Linked DNA regions of Homo sapiens: region 2 is linked to region 1. Evidence: chromatin loops called from intact Hi-C (ENCODE). Cell type or tissue: MCF 10A. All regions are shown on one strand. Links, peaks and the distances in the headings refer to the core of each region. The heading gives the core; the rest is flanking DNA.

Region 1 (10,972 bases), core at 2,996-7,995:
TGATGACTCACGTCTGTAATCTTAGCACTTTGGGAGGCCAAGGTGGGAGGATCGCCTTGAGCCTAGGAGTTTGAGACCAGCCAGGCCAACACAGTGAGACCCCATCTCCAAAAAAAATAACAGAATGTGGAAAGGCAGGAATAGCCATAGACAATATCCGGGTATAGTTATTAGGAGGAAGTGAACAGGCAAGAATGTGGTACCTGAAGGTCAAGTTTTAGAATTCAGACATGTCCCACCAACAATAATCAGCAGTGCTGGGGGGGTGTCACAAATTCCATCTGGAGGAGCCCTTTTTCTCTGGTCTTCCCAACAAAACTAGCCCAGAGGAGAATCTCATCTCCTGCCTCAGAGGAACAGCTGAACGAAGCTGAGCACCCCCTCTGGGAGGTCAGAAAGTCTTCTGTTCAGGCAGAGAAGCCTAGAAACCAGAGGCTCCCATTCCACTCTCAGGTCAGGAGCTGTATTAGTCAGCTGGAGCTGCCATAACAAAATGCCATGGCCTAGGTGGCTTTAACAACAGAAATTTGTTTTCTCACACTTCTGGAGGCTGGAAATCCAAGAGGAAGGCAGGTTTGGCTTCTCCTGAGGCCCTCTCCATGACCTGCACACAGTCTCCTTCTGGCTTTGTCCTCGTTTGGCCTTTTCCCTGTGCATGTGCATCCCAGTGCATCTTCCTCTTTTATAAGAATGCCAGTCGTGGAGGATTAGGACTCCACCCTTATGCACTCATTTAATCTTAATTACCTCTTTAAAGGGCTCATCTCCAAATAGAGTCATGGGGGATGGGAGGTTAAGGCTTCAATTTATGAACAAGGGATACAATTCAGTCCATAACAGGAGCCCAGTTGATATCTCCAACTCTGAGAGTAAACAGAGGCCTTTTTTTTTTTTTTTTTTGAGAGTCTTGCTGTGTTGCCTAGGCTGGAGTGCAATGACATGATCTCGGTTCACTGCAACCTCTGCCTCTCGGATTTAAGAGATTCTCCTGCCTCAGCCTCCGGAGTAGCTGGGATTACAGGCACCTGCCACCAAGCCTGGCTAATTTTTATATTTTATTTTTAGTAGAGATGGGGTTTCACTGTGTTGGCCAGTCTGATTTTGAACTCCTGACCTCAAGTGATCTGCCTGCCTCGGCCCCCCAAAGTGTTGGGACTACAGGCGTGAGCCACTGCGCCTGGTCCAGAGACCTGACTTTTTTTTTTTTTTCCCAAGCCAAACTGTATCCAGCTTTATTAAAGATACTTTCCATAAACAATCATGGTATTTCAGGCAGGACGTGGGCAGACAATCGTTAACAGTATACAACAACTTTCAAACTCCCTTCTGCAATGGACTACCAAAAATCAGAAAGCCACTATAAACCCAATGAAGTCTTCATCTGGTGCTCTGAACAGGGAAAGTTTAGAGTGAGGGTTGACATTTCACATTTAGCATGTTGTTTAACAACTTTTCACAAGCCGACCCTGACTTTCAGTAAGTGAAAATGGCAGAATTTATCTGAAGATCCACAATCTAGAAATGGAACCACTGCTCTTTTGACAGGTGCCATCTCAGTGGCATCACTGGAAAGTCCAGATTGCCTGACACACTGGTAACCAACGACTAGGGGTCAGGTCCCAACAGATGTCTGGGCTTAAGGGAGTTAAGTCTATGCTGAAAGATGGAAAGGGAGAAGAAGAAATAAAAACAAATTTGTTTTTCCATACCACAAGGCTTTTGTGCCAAGGTGGCCATGTGTGTCAAAGTCAGGGAATCCCTCCTCCTGGGAGCCAAGAGGAAGTCTCTCAAAACTAGAAGGGAAAGGTGTTTTCTCCACATCGATCCAGCTTTGGAGACATTCTATTAGTGACATATGCCCCTTCCCCCCAAAACAATGAAGTGTTCTGTGTGCTAACAACATACCTTTAAAAAAAAAAAAGTAAAACAAAATTCTGCATCTTTATAAAACTTGATAAAAAATAGTATTTCAAGGCCGGTTGCAGTGGCTCACGCCTGTAATCCCAGCACTTTGGGAGGCCGAGCGGAGCAGATCGCGAGGTCAGGAGATGGAGACCATCCTGGCTAACACGGTGAAACCCTGTCTCTACTAAAAATACAAAAAATTAGCCGGGCATGGTGGCGGGCGCCTGTGGTCCCAGCTACTCCGGAGGCTGAGGCAGGAGAATGGCGTGAACCCGGGAGGCGGAGCTTGCAGTGAGCCGAGATCGCGCCACTGCACTCCAGCCTGGGCGACAGAGCGAGACTCCGTCTCAAAAAAAAAAAAAAAAAAATTGTATTTCAAACTGTACAGTCACCAGAAGTACACAGCTATCAAAAATGCACACACTTCACTTGGCATCTCCAGCACCTTCAGCTTTCTGTGACTGGTCTGTTTTGGCATCTCCATTTTCTGCAGGGTTATTCCCCTCCTTGCCAGCATCAGCCTTTCCCTTTTTCCCTTTGGGTACCTTCTCTCCCTTCTTTGCAGAGGCCTTTTTAGGCTTGGGCTCTGGCTTTGGAGGAGCAGGTTTAGCAGACAACCTAGCGGATCTTCTCTGCGGTTCGTCCTTCACCTTGGCTTTATCTCCTTTAGCATCTCCTTCAGCCTTTCTCTTGGGCATGGTGGCCGCGGCGATGGCGACGGCGGCGGGACGTAGGTGCTGGACGCGGGACACAGCGGCGCACGGGCTTTGGTCGGTCCGGGGGTCGTTCTCACCTCTTCTTCATACTGCTCCGATATCTGACTTTTTAAAGCCCTGGTCAGGAATATGCTGAGTCACCCCTGACTCCCACCTCTAGTTGTAACTTACATTGGTTTGTTCTTCCATTTACTTATATCACAAGTATTTATTGAGTTCCAATTATGTGCCCGGCACTATATCAGTACTGGGGACATGGATGTTGACATTGGACAGGTGACTGCAGTGCCATATGACAGAGGCATGCTCACAGCGCTTATGGTCAGGCTGTTGGTGGGATGCCCTGCAAGCAAAGACACCAGACAAGGCTTTCTAGAGGACATGCGATGGGAACCCAGTTCTGAAATACAAGGCAGAATTATCTGGTTGGGGAGTGGATTTGTTTAATCAGTGGGTCCCTATTTGCCTAGACTTGTACAGGAGAGGAAGGTAGAGTTTATATAAAACTTTTCTACTCCAGGTGTGGCCCACAGATCAGGAGTACTGGAATCAGCTGGGAGCTTCTCAGATAGACTCACTCTCAGAGTCCATCCCAGGCTTACTGAATCAAAAGCTACAGTTTAACAAGCTCCCCAGGGCACAGGTGAACATTAAAATTTGGGAAACACTGATGCGGTGCAATCCCATTGCTTCACAGATGGACAAACCAAGACCCAGAGAACAAGTGATTCTTTTAAGATAATACAGATAACACAGCATTAACAGGAAAGAAAGAAAAGTCTTAAATCTAAATTCAACACTCCCCTTCAGTCCGATGGATTGACACATTTCCCAGTCCACCTACAACTTTCACATCACATTATGATGCCAGATCTTTCTACCAACAAGCCCTTTGGCTATGCCTAGAGGACTCATTATTAGCTCTCACTGATCAGGTGAGAACATGGGGGCCCCAAAAACGGACCTCTATTGACACTGTTTCTGATTTGGGAGCGTTTGGGCTGCTTTGTGGGTGTCTTTTATATTCTTCATTTATTTACTTAAATGGCAGACATTGCTAATTGTTTGGGTCAGGGAATATCAAGCCTTGAGCCTGGTTTAAGGTGCTTTGAGACCCTTACACCCCTAGACACCTCACAGAAGCAAATGTAGAGACTTTCTGAAGGAAAGGGCCTTCAACATAGGCCTCATATCATTTCTACACATAGTTTTTCAAATGCAGTGTCCAGGCTGGGCACAGTGGCTCACGCCTATAATCCCAGCACTTTGGTAGGCTGAAGTGGATCACCTGAGGTCAGGAGTTTGAGACCAGCCTGGCCAACATGGTGAAACCCCATCTCTACTAAAAATACAAAAAATTAGCCAGGTGTGGTGGTGGGCGTCTGTAGTTCCAGCTACTCAGGAGGCTGAGGTGGGAGAATAGCTTGAACCCAGGAGGCAGAGTTTGCAGTGAGCTGAGATCATGCCATTGCACTCTAGTCTGGGTGACAAAAGGAGACTTTCAAACAAAACAAAACAAAAAAACCCAAAAGCAGTGTCCAGCACACAGTCGTAGATAACTCATAGAGTACAAGACTGGCAATTGGCAGGAAAAAAAGACAAATAATAGAAACAGATCTGCAAAGAGTTCAAATATTGAATTATCAGATGTAGACTTTTTAAACAAATAGCTGAATTTATTTTATTTCATTTTATTTTTCTTTTTAGATTAGGATTAACCTTGTGGAGCAGAGATAACTCATAGGCAGTACACACACAGTCAGCCTGAATTTTTTTTAAGGCAAACTTGTTGATATATTCAATGAATTGGAAACTACGAAAATCAATGTAGTCAATTTTTTTTTTTTTTTTTTTTTATCTGAGACAGAGTCTCGCTCTGTCACTCTGGCTGGAATGCAGTGGCGCGATCTTGGCTCACTGCAACCTCTGCCTCTCGAGTTCAAGTGATTCTCCTGCCTCAGCCTGCTGAGTATCTGGGATTACAGGCACATGCCACCATGCCTGGCTAATTTTTGTATTTTTAGTAGAGACAGGGTTTCACCATATTGGTCAGGCTGGTCTCAAACTCCTGACCTCGTAATCTGCCCGCCTCAGCATCCCAAAGTGCTGGGATTACAGGCGTGAGCCACCGCACCAGCCTATGTAGTCTATTTTTAAAAGAACCAAATAGAACTTCTAGGGAAAAATGTAATAACAAACATATATGCATGTGTAAATATATATATAAATGCCTACATGCTAAGTTCAGCAGATAGGTTTAATGACAAAAACTATAAAACTGAAGAGGGAAGTAGGGAATTGGGAGACAGGACTGGAGAACGTGATTCTGCTGCTGGACGGCGAGCCCCACAATTGGGGCTTAGCCCTGAAGAGTTCTCAGCTTCATCCAGGAAAGAATTCAAGGACAAGCCTGTGGTGTTAAATAGCAATCTTATTTGAATAGCACCTCTCCCTACAGAGCAGGGGTAACTCACAGGCAATGAACCCAGAGTCTGCAACGTATGGGCTGTTGGCAACTCTATCTACTTGTACCCACTTTCAATTACTTGTATATTAAGGGGCAAGCTGATGCAAATTGAGGGCCAAGTTATTTAGAAAGATCTAGTAAGTTACTACTCCTTTCCATGGCAATGACCCACAAAATTTGTCGTCATGGAAAGAGGCAGTAACTTCCGGGTCGTTGCCATGGCATTTGTAAACTGTCATGGCGCTGGCGGGCGTGTCCTATGCTAATGAGCAATGAGGGCGGCTAGGGATTGCTTTTGTCGCCATCTGCTGGTTTCCACCGGTTTCTTCACTTCATCCTGTGTGGACCATCTTTTGGTCAGCAGGACTGTGACCAGAAGACAAGTCCTGCCAGTCTCCTACCTCATTTCCAAGAGACAAAAAGATAGGATGTGCAGCGGAATAGAAAAAAGACTTAGAAAACATATTTTAAACATCTAATGAACATGTTGTCAGACACCCAGAAGGAGGAGTGAGAGAATGGGCAGTGACAAAATTGAAGATGGAGTGGCTGGAAAGAGGACCTTCACAGCACCACCCACGAGTAAGGGGCTGCTGTAAAGAGACAGAGGTGGTCGCCATGCTCCTGCAGCCCAGTGGGTTCCTTTTTGGAATCAGAGAATCAAAATAAAAGGGCCGAATTCCACCTCCAGTCTCATTCTTGGCTTCGATATTTCCCCTCCAGATGTCTTTTTATGTCTTTTTCATCTATTTCCAGTAGGTCCTTATTCTGTGTGAAAAAATTAAAAATCCGGTGTTTATTTTGGATTTCACAGACACAGCAGGCACAGTCCCTAGACAAAAATACATAACTCAGTGCTCAAGAAAGAGTTTTGTGTTTCCTGGTGCTGTGCATGTTAGAGGCACCTGGGACAGGGAGCAGATCTCTCTGGAGTCTGAGTGGCAGGTCTGCTGCCTGCAAATGTGTGGTCTGTGCACCATACGAAGGTGCCTGCTAAGAGGACAGGGTCCTGAATTCCAGCCGTGGCTCTGCTTGACAAGCTGTGTGCTCCAGCTAGGGCCTAACAGAAGGCTGCCTTCTACCAAAGGTGTTACACCAAGCTATGAGGCCTGCATTTGCCCAGAGCAGGCCCTTTTTCTGTTTTGCACAAAAGCACTCATTGATTAATGGTGTTCCACCCAACTGTCCACTGGAGAAGTATCTAACAAGAGACAAATCCATTCTCAGGTACTTCGCAAAGGCCAACCAAGGCTATGTAATGGTGTGTGTGGGGTACAGCATGGTTGTAGGGTGGCCAACTGTGGGAACCCCACACTGAGGAGTTCCCTGCCATGTGTGGCTGCTATGCTAAAGTCAAGACAGTGTCAGCAAACCCAGATGGTTGGTCATCTTACTCTTGGAGCTCCCTCAAGTTTGGGCAGCTTTTGACTGTCACTACAGAAAGGACTGAATTATTGGTGTTGCCCTTTCCCTTCCCCTGTTGTTCCCTTGCCTTGTGCTGACACTTACGTTTGTAGGGCACAGACCATGTCGCAGCAGGAGGAATTCTCCCCATACAAACTTCTATCTCTGACCTTCTGGTTGTTATACAGAAAAGTACTCATATTTTATGGCCAGGTGTGGCAGCTCATGCTTTTAATCCCAGCACTTTGGGAGGCTGAGGCAGGTGGCTCACTTGAAGCCAAGAGTTCTTTTTTTTTTTTTTTTTTTTTTGAGACAGTCTCATTCTGTCACCCAGTGGAGTACAGTGGCACAATCTTGGCTCACTGCAACCTCCACCTCCTGGTCAAGTGATTCTCCTGCCTCAGCCTCCCAAGTAGCTGGGACTAGAGGGATGGGCCACCATGCCTGGCTAATTTTTGTATTTTTAGTAGAGACGGGGTTTTGACATGTTGGTCTGGAACTCCTGAACTCAGGTGATCAACCTGCATCGGCCTCCCAAAGTGCTGGGATTACAGGCGGAAGCCACCATGCCCAACCAGCCTGGGCAACATAATGAGACCCCATCTTACAAAAAGTAGTAAAAATTAGCTGGTGTGTGCTTGTAGCCCTAGCTACTCAGGAGACTGAGGTGGGACAATTTCTTGAGCCCAGCAGTCAAGGCTGCAGTGTGCTATGATTGCACCACTGAAATCCAGCCTGAGTGCTAGAGCAAGACCCTGTCTCTGTAACAACAACAACAAAAAACTAAATGAAAATATTTTAGGCCAGGCGCGGTGGCTCACCCATGTAATCCCAGCACTTTGGGAGGCCGAGGGGGAGTGGATCACGTGAGATCAGGAGTTCAAGACCTCGCCAGTATGGTGAGATCCCCGTCTCTACTAAAAATACAAAAATTAGCTGGGCGTGGCGATGCGTGCCTGTAGTCCCAGCTACTCGGGAGGCTGAGGCAGGAGAATCGCTTGAACCCGGCGGGGCAGAGGTTGCAATGAGCCGAGATCACGCCACCGCATTCCAGCCTGGGGGACACAGTGAGACTCTGTCTTGGAAAAAAAAAAAAGAAAATATTTTATGGTACTGAATTTCTTGCCAGTGTATTTTTCTGTACATATTTTTATATAGTTCAGAACAGATTGTATAATTTTATATCTAGCTTTTTTAAACTTAACATTATAATGTGAACATTCTATTAAAATGTTGAAAACTTTTTTTCTTAGACACAATGTTCATTGACTATATTCTGTTCCATCATATGGCTATATCTTAGCTTGACCCCCCTACCAGTCATCTAGACTGGGGCAACAAACTTTTCCTTAAAGGTCCAGATAGCCAGGCGCGGTGGCTCACACCTGTAATCCCAGCACTTTGGGAGACCGACGCAGGATGATCACTTTGAGTCCAGGAGTTTGAGACGAGCCTGGGCAACATAGCAACACCCCGTTTCTCTAAAAAAAAAAAAAAAAAAAAAGAAAACAAAAACAAGATCCAGATAGTAAATATTTTAGGCTTTATTGGCCAGATAGTCTCTGCCCTTGTAGCATGAAAGGAGCCATAAGCCATAAACAATACATATACGGGTGTGGCTGTATTTAACACAACTTTACCAGAATAAAAGGAGGACTAGATGATTCTCTGGGTCATGTAACAGAGTCCAAAGAGTGTACTACTCACTGCATGACATTTAATAAGTCAAGAGACAAGGGGTTGAGGCAAGGAAAGTGACTTTTATTCAGAGAGCCAGCAAACCAAGAAAATGGAAGAGTAGTGTCCTGAAGAACCATTTTTAAGTCAATACAAATTTCAGGCTCCTTTTACGTGAGAGGAAGGGGGAAGAGGGAGGGAGTTGAGGTCAAGAAGTGGCCAGTGATCACATCTGGGTGGTGGCAAGGGTCCAAGGAGGTGGTGAAACTTTGTCCTTGGTCAGGTCACAGTGCTCTTATAAATCTTTAACATAACATTATTACTTGCATACATCCTCCTTATCTCCTCAGGGGTTAGTTTTGGGGGAGGCACTATTACCATCCTTGCTCTAAACTATAAACTAAATTCCTTCTATAGTTAGCTTGGCCTATGTGCAGAGATAAGCAAAAGCAGTTAACCTAAAAGATACAGGTTATCGCTGCAGGGGGGTTAGGAGCAAAATGGAGTTAGTCACGCTAGGCCTCCTTGTCACTGTTATAGCCATAGCTTGTGGATCTCTGGTTTAGACTATTTATAATGTTTGGTACTATAAATAATGCAGCTAATGAATATCTTTGTGAAGAAGTCCTTGAATATGTCAGATTATCTCTTAGGAAACAATCCTACAAATTGAGTTACTAGAACAAAAAAAAAGTATGGCTATTTTTAAGGTCCTTGATCCATAATATGGGATACAAGTCGAAGTAGCTTTCTGAATAGCCACCTAACCTTAACTCAGCATCATTCTTGGACCCTGCCCATGTCCCTGGGAATCCCTGGAACTAACATTTCTTTGGTTCTTTTTTTTTTTTTTTTAAGAGTCGGGGTCTCACTCTGCTGCCCAGGCTGGAGAACAGTGGCACAATCATGGCTCACTGCAACCTTGAATTCCTGGCCTCAAATTATACTCCCTCTCACCCTCCCGAAGTGCTGGGATTATAGGCATGAGCATCTGTGCCCGGCCACTTTTCATTAGTCCTAAGCACACACCACCAAGTTCAGTTTTCCTGAGATGCCTCCATTCTCCAGATCATTCAGCCCCTTTACAGTGGACAATTATGCTTATCTATTTCTGCTTAAATCATCTATCTATGTGCTACCTTTTCCTTCCCAACCCAATTGTTTAAAGATGACAGACTAGACCAGGCACCATGGCTCATGCCTGTAATCCCAGCACTTTGGGAGGCAGAGGCAGGAGGATCTCGAACCCAGGAGTTTGAGACCAGCCTGGGCAATATAAGGAGACTCTGTCTTTACAAAAATAAAATTAGCCACACATGCTGGCACACACCTTCAGTCCCAGCTACTTGGAGGCTGAGGTAGGAGGATTGCTTGGGCCTGGGAGGCAGAGGTTGCAATGAGTCATGATCAGGCCACTGCACTCCAGCCTGGCAACAGAGGGAGACTTGCTTCAAAAAAAAAAAAAAAAAAAAGACAGACTAAGCATGTGTACCTAGTTAGGATCCTTCTGGAAACCCCACGAAAATGACAGCAAAAGGATATTTTTATCACATAAACCCCATACAACTGATTAAATTTGGGAGAACATTAGAAACAAGGACATTCTATCATTTGCAACAACATGGGTGAACCTGGAAGATATTATGCTAAGTGAAATAAGCCAGATTCAGAAAGACAAATACCACATGATTTCACTTATACGTGGAATTTTAAAAAGTTGAACTCACAGCAGCAGAAAGTAGAATGGTGGTTACCAGAGGCTGGGGGAGGAGAGGAGTAGGGGAGATGTTGACCAAAGGGCACACATTTCAGTTAGCCAGGGGGAATACGTTTTTGAGATCTACTGTACATGGTGACCATAGTCAATAATAATGTATACTTTGAAGGAGCATCTGGAATTTTACCCCCAGATATGGCTCCCTGGTATAATGAGTATTTTGAATTAAATGTCCTTAGCAATCAACAGATGCTAGAAGAAACCTTTTCCCTATCTACATAAAGACCTAAGGGATCCACCAAGGAAAACAATTACTAAGTTTTTATTCCATTTCTCCTATTAATCTGCATTTGGTGAGTGATTTTTTAGTTATTCTTCAGAGGGCAAAGGGGAAGTTTGTTCCTGGCCCCTACAGTTTCAAAATTGTAAAAATAATAACAATAATGAATTTTTTAAATTACACATTTATTTTTACTTTTTTTTTTTTTTATTAGAGACAGGGTATTGCTATGTTGCCCAGGCTGGTGTCTGGAACCCCTGAATTCCTGGGCTCAAGCAATCTTCCTGCCTTGGCCTCTCAAAGTGTTGGAATTACAGGTGTGAGCCACCATGCTTGGCCAAGAATAGATTTTACATGTTCTCAATACAAAGAAAAAGAAGTATGTGAGGAGTGTGATATGCTAATTAGCTTCATATAATCATTCCACAATGTATACATCTATTACTATCAAAACATCATATTTATCCCATATATATATTATTTGTCAATTAAAAATGTAAATTTTCATTTAAAATTTTGAAGGGCTAGAAAACAGGATAAATAGCAACTGACTTAGCAGGCTTGTGAAGCTGAGTCTTAAGCCAGCAGGGATGAAAGTCAAGAAGCAACTCAACTTGCATTGAGACTCCCATAGAGTTTTGTGACCAGGCTTTGGTAGTACCAGCTACGTCTAGTATAAGTGGGGGTGTGTATAAGACTGAATACAGGAGAATTGGTTGGAAGTCAGTAAGAAGAAGTTAGAACCCTAAATCTCTCCTGCAAGTCCACACAGCCAGACTGTACATCCCCCACCCCAGAATAAGACT
Region 2 (9,498 bases), core at 3,312-8,311, 180 kb after region 1:
AAAGACACCTTTACTCTTCCCTCTCCTTTTCTCAAGCAGAAGGAGTCTCCCCCAGTAGCCATCACAGCTGGGAATGTGCTGGATCATACCTGAAGCCAGCACATCTGAGTCTCACCCAAGGCCCATGATGAGTACCACCTGGCTACTACTGCTGATTATTCAGGGCCCAAGGGCTCTTTCATCAGCAGGTGATGAATCCTGCCAGGTTTGGATCCTTTCCTTCAAGGCAGTGGTAGGGGTCTAGCCCAGGTAGGTCTAGAAATGTCATCAAGGACCTAGGGCCTGGAATGGGGGCCTCAGGACTGCCTGGTGCCCTACCCTACTGTGGCTGAACTCGAAGACAAAGTCCTCTTTACTCTTCCCTCTCCTTAGGCAGAAGGAACGAGTCTCTCCTAGAGCTGCGAGCTGCACTGCCTGGGGCAAGGGAAGGGGTGGTATAAACACTCCCTTGGCCACCCCGGCTGGTATCTCACTGGACTGTGTGCCCCTGAAGTCTACTGGCTCCAAGCCCAGCACAGCATCAAGACTTGCCCAGGAATTGAAGTCCTTGTGGCTTAGACTGTCTTTCAAGTTTATTTAGGACTCCAGAGTACTTTAGCCCTTCTGGCTAGGAGTGGTCTAAATGCTCCCTCCATGGACACCAGCTGAGTTCTGCCTCATGATGCTTTCTGCTGTGACACAGCAGCACTAAGTTCCAATGCAAAGTCCCACAGTTACGGCACTCTCCCTCCCCTAAATGCACAGATTCTCTCCATGCCACACAACCACTGCTGGGGCATGGGGGAGGGGTGGCATCAGCAATTCAAGACTGTCTTTCCTACCCTCTTCAGTGCCTCTTTCAGTGATAGGAAGTTAAAAACAGGTACTGTGATTTCTCACCTTATTTTTGCTTCTTATGAAGGTGCTTTATTGTGTGGATAGTTAATTTGGTGTTTCTGCAAGGATGATGATTGGTGGAGGCTCCTATTCAGCCATCTTGCGCCACCTCCTCCCTCTTTTCTGGTCTGAGATTTTGAAGGTGAAGACTACAGAGGAGCAGCTTTCTCAATATGTTTGCCTTTGTCATTGGTCTCAGTGCTATGAAGGAAGGTGGTTTAGGCAACAAGTAATTGACTAGCATTTCAACTAGCCCTGACTGGGGGTTAATTGCCAATAAGTCACTTGTTATTGCAGGTGACCACAAGCCCCAACTTGGAAATGGTAGTAGGTATTCTTTTTTGATCTTGTCATGTATTTCAACCCTGCAGCCTCAGTAACTCCTAATAGGGAGGTTTTCTTGTCATCTTTTACTCCCTCCTGAAGGAGGAAAGTAGATAAATGACGTGCTGATTCTAAAACACCTAGAAGGAAAATGGTGCGTGCCCACCAATGCCATTTAGCCTTGTTTTGGAAGTACTTGCCAATGCCACTAAATAGCAACAAAACAGATTAATATCTAGAAACAAATTTAACAAAAATTGTGTAAGATCAATATAATGAAAACTTTAAAATTCCACTGACAACTAGGCCTCAATGACCCTGAAAGAACTGCCCAGCACAGGGTTAGACAATTCCCAGTGATAGCAAATGATTCACCTGCTTGAGCCTTACTGACCTTGGAGAGGTCAAACAACTCGCCTTTCATACACAAGCCAACCAATCCAGAGCTCATAACCCCAACTTCCCTCTTCATGGCCCTCTTTATGGTGCTCTCACATTCTGGGAGATTATCTCCCTACCCAATCACCCCAGGCCCGCATTCAGACAGCTAGGGACAGCCTCTACACCATTCCTGAGCATATCGACATTGTTCAAATAAACAAATCCTAAACTTGTTTACCCTGCCTCACTTCTTTCTTCCTGCAGTAATCACAATAGGGTTTTAGCCCACTAGTTCTCATTCTCTTTCTACCTGAGACCTCTTCTTGGGAACTCTGAGTAATAACTATTTTTTCAATACCAACAGTCTCCTGATATGTTGGCCTTACCGAATATTTTCTGTTAACACACTATATTTTAAAATACACTGTAATTAAAATATCAGATTTTTTTGCTACTAAGGTTAATATGGAAAAATCATCAAGTGAAAATAACTGCTGGGCCTGGTGGCTCATGCCTGTAATCCCAGCACTTTGGGAGGCCAAGGCGGGTGGATCACCGAGGTCAGGAGTTCGAGACTGGCCTGACCAACATGGTGAAACCTCGTCTGTACTAAAAATACAAAAATTAGCTGGGTGTGGTTGCAGGCACCTGTAATCTCAGCTACTAGGGAGGCTGAGGCAGGAGAATCACTTGAACCCAGGAGGAGGAGGTTGCAGTGAGCCGAGATTGCGCCATTGTACTCCAGCCTGGGCAACAGAGGGAAACTCTGTCTCAAAATAAACAAATAAAATAACCATAAAAATTCTGAAACGCAAGAGTAATGTAGGGTGGTGTGGAGAGGGGATGGATGGAGTGGCTGATGGAGGGTAGGGAGCCAGGGATGGCACTACGAACCATTAAATGGTTTGATGAATGTAGTGGATATAAATCTCAGTCCACAACAGTGTGAAAGAAATATTTATTTTCAGTAATTCTATCTAATTTTAATTTTGACCTTCATTTTGCCAGGGTGGAAATAAAACTTCAGTCATTTTAGGGCCTCACGATCACCAGCCCCCCATCCCCAGCATTGCTCTAAGAACCGCTGGGCTTACTTAATACCCAGGCATCAGGGTGGACCTCTGATCCTTGGTAGTTCATCCATTCACCCTGCATCCTTGTTTAAAATTGTCTGCTATAGCTTTTGTGATATAAACCCTTCCTGGATTACTTCCTTCCCAAAACAAGATGGTGAGGGAGATGGGAATTTAGCTCACCGTGAACACTGAGTTTGTGACAGGGGTGCACCCCAGGTGCGGCAGGAACATTCAGAGAAAGGAAGGCTTCATGGAAGAGTGGACTGTTGAGCTGGGCCTTGAAGCATATAGCCAACTCCACACGGCAAAAATGGGTGGGTGTGTACAGAGCATCACAGCAGAAACAGCACAAGCAAAGCTGGGGCTGAGGTGAAACCAGGTCTGACTTCTTGAGTCTAACTTGACTGTGCAATGGGGAGGCAATTCCTGCAAATATGGAGGGACGAGGGAAGTGAGCCTTGGGAGTGAACTACATGGCTGTAGATTAGCCACTCCACAGAGCAGGCTCCAGCAACCACTGCATAGAAGGAAAATCATGGATCTTGCCATCTCTGCAGGTATTTCTAGGCCCTGAATCAAAATTTAAAGTGGTTCCTTCAAACTTTGAAACAGGAGATCCAGGAGTTTCTATGTGTTCCTTTCATAGCTCCCTAAATGGAAGAGTGACCATACAACCTGGATGTGCCATGGGTTCACTGGCCAGCTAGCGCCTCTTCTAAAAGAGAGGGCCCTGGAAGGGAGGGAAGATTCAAGATAATCTAGCAAAAGCCAGAGGCAATCCTGCCAGTCAGATCAGAATCCAAGGCATACACTTTTATCTCCATCTCTTCCCAGAGTAAAGTTTATAGGATTGTCAATTTCTTCTTTCCACATTATTCCATTTATTCAGATTAGCAGCAGCAAATGCAACCAGAAAACACCAGATAATTTACACTTCATCTGTATTTTACTCTCTGTAATAGTCAGTAGTCAGTTTTCTTGGGGTTTCTCAGTCATAATTCCCATCTGGAATGTAACTGGTTTCCTACTTTCTTTCTTCTTTTTTTTTTTTTTTTTTTTTTTTGAGGCAGAGTCTCACTCTGTCACCCAGGCTGGAGTGCAATGGCTTGGCTCACTGCAAGCTCCGCCTCCTGGGTTCACGCCATTCTCCTGCCTCAGCCTCCCAAGTAGCTGGGACTACAGGCGCCCGCCACTACGCCCGGCTAATTTTTTGTATTTTTAGTAGAGACGGGGTTCCACCGTGTTAGTCAGGATGGTCTCGATCTCCTGACCTTGTGATCCGCCCGCCTCGGCCTCCCAAAGTGTTGGGATTACAGGCGTGAGCCACCGCGCCCAGCCTGGTTTCCTACTTTCTTAAAACAGTCATATGATGTTCTACTGTAATCACTTTACATTTGCATTATTTCAGAGTCATGGGCTGCTTCTTCATTGGCATGCACTGCTTCCCCACTGCCTAACTGTCTTGAAAATAAAGGAACAAAAACAATTTGGGATTAAATATAATTTTCCATTTCATTTTCTTTTTCCTTCAGTGTCCAAAAGTCCTACCATTTTCTTGCAATGGATTTGAGACTTTTTTTCCCTATGGCACATACACTCACTTCACAAAATAAGCTGAGCTACTTCAAAGTAGCATGTATGAAATAACTGTAGAACATCTCCACTGAGCTATTGTTAACCATCATGAGTTCCCATTTAACACGTAGTTAGTGAACTCTTAAAGAGTACTATGGCTATATAGAGAAGTGAAAATACACAACCCCTGATCTCCAGGAAATGTCTAATTTACTTGAAGTAAGACCCAGTCACTTGAGAAAAGGGAAACCACTATGTCTACTTTCACATTCACCGCTAAGCAGGGATTCCAAGTGGTGTTCTCTTCTCTAAATTCTCACCTTCCTAAAATGCAGTGGCACTTATTGAGTGCCTTTTATATGCCAGGCATTGGGCTAGGAGCTTCTGGGTGGCTTTCTGAATCCCCAAATAACCCCATGAAATATGAAAGATTTCTGGAAAGACTATTAGTAGAGAAAGTAACCTAAGAAACCATTTCACTTTGGGAGGTTGAAGTGGGAGGACAGCTTGAGCCCAGGAGTTTGAGACCAGCCTCGGCAACAGTGTGAGACCCATCTCTACAAAAAACTTTAAAAATTAGCCAGTTGTGGTGGCATGTACCTGTAGTCCTAGCTACTTGGGAGGGTGAGGTGGGAGAAGTATTTGAGCCCGGGAGTTCGAGGCTGCAGTAAGCTATGACTGTGCCACTGTACTCCAGCCTGGGCAACATAAGAATACGCTGTCTCAAAATAATGATAATAATAATAAAACTCATTTCCCATTCATCTCCTCAACCCTGGATTCTGGGTTTTTCTAAATTAAGAAAACTGCCATAATCTTTCGAAGCTCAGTTTTTATGAGGCAATTGGATATTATTAACACATATAATAGGATCACATAAGAAATTCATTATTAAACTAGGGGCTACAAAATATTCTATCAAATATCTATCAACCAATAGATTCATTTTAGAGGGGTATTTTCAATATTTTATCCTTCTAAGGAAAATCTTCTATGAGGAGATTAATTTCAAGATCATTTTTACTAAATAAGCAGTCAATGGACTCTGTCAATTAGTGCCCCTGGACTAATGTGGTCTTTATACACTTAGACTGACCTCTGCTGGACAGTCTAATAACCTGTCAGCATTTTTTTTTTCTCTGAGAGTATGATTAGGAAAGGGGCATTTTCCCCAAATTTTATCTAGTATTTAGTAACAAATTTACACAGTTCAACTTACAAATATTAATCAAGCCCTCTACACCACCTAATGGCAAAATCTTATATTGCATTCGGCTGCCAGAGGTGTGTCCGGAGGCAGAGTGGGAGGAGACTGATGAGGTTACATGAACTATCCAGTCTGAATGCTCCTTTTCATAGTCTCTTCCTCCTGTGCAGGACATAAGAATACCTGAGAAATGAGGCTGCTTCCACGAGCCTGTCAGGGGCCAAGTCACAGTATCTTCTGGGTTCACCCCTAAAACTGAAGTCTACCACTTCATGGTGGTCACTTGTGCCTAAACTAGCCAGTGTAGACAAGTCTGATATGGGTGGTGCAAACAAGCTGAATTTTGATATAAAGTCCTATGCTTCAATTTATGTAAAACTGCAGATAAAAAACACGAATGACCCTGAAAATAAGTGATGCTTTTCCATTTCAAATATTCTTTTAAAATAGTGCCTGCTTCTGATAATAAAAATTACATAATTATTTTTAAAATTCTATAAAGGAAAAAATTAAATAAAAATTGCCTACAATTCCATCTACCAAGTTGTATTACAATTTTAGTTTATTTTGTGCCCATCTCTGTTCTGTAAGCAAGCAGGTATGCATGATTATGGTTATTTCCTTACTTCACTCCATTTCATTTTGTAGCTTGCCCTTTTCACACGTTGTATTGTGATTATTTTTCAATTAATAAATAATACAATTTTTATTTTATGATGATAGACCATCACTTATGTAACCAATGTCCTACTATTAAACATTGGAATTGTTCCTAAATAAAACTACGCTACATGGCCTTTTATATAAATATTTGACCAAATATTTTATTATTTCTTCAGGATATATTCCCAAATAAGCTCAATGGGGCCTGGCACAGTGGCTCATGCCTATATTCCCAGCACTCTGGGAGGCAGAGGCAAGAGGATAGCGTGAGCCCACGAGTTTGGGACCAACCTAGGCAACATAGTGAGACCCTGTCTCTACAAAAATAAAATAAAAGAGTAGCCAGGCATGGTGGTATGCGCTTGTAGTCCTAGCAACTCGGGAGACTGAGATGGAGAGATCACTTGAGTCCAAGGACGTCAAAGATGCAGTGAGCCGTGATCATGTCATTGCACTCTAGCCTGAGCAACAGAGCAAGACCCTGTCTTGAAAAAAAAAAAAAAAAAGCTCACGGGGTCAAAACTTACGCGGTATGAACATTTTTAAGACTCCAAATACCTGCAATGCTAGAATTACTCTACAGAAATGTACCAACTTCAACTTCCATCAGCAGCATAGGAGTCTCCATTTTCACTTCCACTTCACCAAAATTCAGATTAATTTAGAAAGTTCTTTGCCAAGTGGATAGGCCAGGAAAAAAAAAGGGATTTTCAGTATAACTTACATATTCATATTCATGCTTTTACTGAGCATTTATATTTTTTCTGTGAATTGTACATTCACGCCCTTTGCCCATTTTTCTACTGGCACCTTAATATTTTTCTTATATATAAGAGTTCTTTATATTTTTATTTTTTTATTTTTGAAAGGGAGTCACACTAAGTCTGTTGCCCAGGCTCAAGAACAGTGGCGGGATCTCGGCTCATTGCAACCTCTGCCTCCCAGGTTCAAGCGATTCTCGAGCCTCAGCTTCCTGAGTAACTGGGATTACAGGAGTGTGCCACCATGCCCAGCTAACTTTTTTATTTTTAGTAGAGACAGGGTTTCACCATGTTGGCCAGGCTAGTCTTGAACTCCTGATCTCAAGTGATCCACCCGCCTCAGCCTCCCAAAGTGCTGGGATTACAGGTGTGAGCCACTGTCCCTAGTCTGAGTTCTTTATAGATTAAGGTTAACTCTGTTGGTCTAAATGTGGTATGCTTGAACTTAGGTCGCTAGTCCAAATATATCCTGAAATTATTAGTTTGGGTGTGATGTGACTTTGCCTTTGGCTCAGTAAATTCCTTCCAGGAAAAAAAAAAAACAACCTCATAAAATATAGGACCAGCCCCATTAAATACTGGTGACACTTAGGTACTGAGTGGTCAAAAAATAAAATAGGAAGCAGAAAGAGCCTATGTATCTCAACTAACTGAACATGTCTCTACATTAGACAATTCTTACAGCTTTTTTCTTCAATTTTTAAAAGACAGGTAACTGCCTTAGTCTGTTTAGTGTTGCTATAAAGGAATATTTACTAAAGCTAAGTAACTTGTTTTAAAAAGAGGTTTATTTAGCTCACAGTTCTGATAGCTGGAAGGTTCAAGACTGGGCATCTGATGAGGGCTCAGGCTGCCTCCACTCATGGGGGGAGCCAGTGTGTGCAGAGTCCACACAGGGAGAGAGAAAGCAGGAGAGAGGCAGGGAAGGTGCTAGGTTCCCTGCGGGGTGCTAGATTCCCTTTTTGTTTTTGTTTTTTTTTTGAGACGGAGTTTTGCTCTTGTTGCCCAGGCTGGAGTGCAGTGGTGCAATCTCGGCTCACCACAACCTCCACCTCTTGGGTTCAAGCGATTCTCCTGCCCCAGCCTCCTGAGTAGCTGGGACTACAGGCATGTATCACCATGCCCAGCTAATTCTGTATTTTCAGTAGAGATGGGGTTTCTCCATGTTGGTCAGGCTGGTCTCGAACTCCCGACTTCAGGTGATCTGCCCACCTCAACCTCCCAAAATTCTGGTATTACAGGCATGAGTCACTGTGCCTGGCCACTAGGTTCCTTTTAACAACCAGCTCTAGTGGTAACTAATAGAGGGAGAGCTCATTACCCTGAGAACTCATCAAACATTTCATGAGGGATCCATCCCCATGACGCAAACACCTCCCATTAGGCCCTACCTCCACCACTGGGGATCAAATTTCTACATGAGGTTTTGGGGAACAAACATCCAAGCTATAGCAGTAAAATAATATTGATATGTAAATCAACATTTAGGCAGTTACAATGCTATTATGTAATAAAAGCTCTCCATTCATCTGTAAGTAGTTTTGTGGCAGAATAACTTTTTCTGTTACTTTTTCTAACTTTTTCTGTTTTTAATCAATTCCTTTACTGTAAAATGTCATTTTAAATGTTTATTTTATTTTGCACAATTTTAACAGTAGAGTAATTTTGCTGTGGAAAATAAAATTTCATCTTGCAAGAAAGAGAAAACTCAAGACCACCAACTGGCGTCTTTATTTACATATTAGAGCGGGTCAGCCAATGAAAATCCTAGAAAAAGAAGACAACAAACATTCAGTCAAAAGAAATGATTGTCTCAAATTATATCCTCATTGTTTCACTTGTTCTAAAACCTAAAAGTCCTACACAATGGTGGCAAAATGAGGTTTGTCTTTGTTCTGGTGCTTTTCCCAAAAAGGACCTAAAAACCTATTAGTGAATCTTCCTGCTGTGTCCTATAAAACAACCTAAAATGGCATTCTGGGTCCTCTTCCATTCACAGTAATCAGAGCACAAAAACTATAGTCTAAAAGAACCAGAAGTACACTCAGAAGGAGAAGGGAGATGAAGGAGGCCCACAGAGGGCTGAGCTCCCAGGTCTGAGGACATGAGTAGGAAGAACTGTGCACGGAAGTCTTTTCCAGAACTAACACCATCCTATACATATGGCCTGGACACAGGCACAGATATAGGCATTCCCATATTGAGGCAGGAAGTGGCCAGCCTACACTGAGAATCAATGATAAATGGCAGACGGACAGAAAGACAAAAATCAACAGTTTGGAAAGTATAATGTATGTAAATTCCACTGGAATGAAAATAAATAATTTCAAAGTGATAAATGTAAGAAATATAAAAATAATCCTCATAGAATTGTAAAAGAGGAAGACGAGAACTCATATTTCTCCAGCAATATCCAGCAATATCCAAACAAAATTCATAGAGAAACTGTAGAACAGATCATTGGAAGCAAATCAATAGCATGAACTCACTAGCAGAGATGACAGAATTTGTTAGGGCTTTTCTGTGATTAACATAGGTCTCAAGATGATGATGATGATTATTATTATTTTGAGAGACAGTCTCACTGTCACCCAGATTGGAGTGCAGTGGCACAATCTTAGCTCACTGCAACCTC

What was found. Hi-C counts contacts between places; a loop is a spot of excess contacts. Peaks named below come from ENCODE experiments on the same cell type or tissue, not always from the same donor. Only the 100,000 strongest peaks of a DNase experiment are listed, where the experiment ranks them.
Region 2: a loop joins it to region 1, with 14 times the contacts of the local background. A loop is called at or near these places in 4 of 110 quality-filtered maps.

The regions. Positions count from the first base shown.
Region 1 is chr3:15,373,043-15,384,014 of GRCh38, forward strand. It overlaps the pseudogene HMGN2P7 and a transcript of METTL6 not described here. Among named protein-coding and RNA genes, the nearest start is that of SH3BP5, 46 kb to the left of the region's middle. RefSeq lists an enhancer at 5,456-5,655. In MCF 10A, for the core only: a CTCF peak has its summit at 5,407 (motif pointing left); a DNase peak (open chromatin) is centred at 5,349.
Region 2 is chr3:15,552,268-15,561,765 of GRCh38, forward strand. HACL1 (2-hydroxyacyl-CoA lyase 1) reads right to left here. Exons shown (of 17, transcript NM_012260.4): 17 at 8,432-8,630. The coding sequence ends at 8,598. Among named protein-coding and RNA genes, the nearest start is that of COLQ, 35 kb to the left of the region's middle. In MCF 10A, for the core only: a CTCF peak has its summit at 5,429; a DNase peak (open chromatin) is centred at 5,514.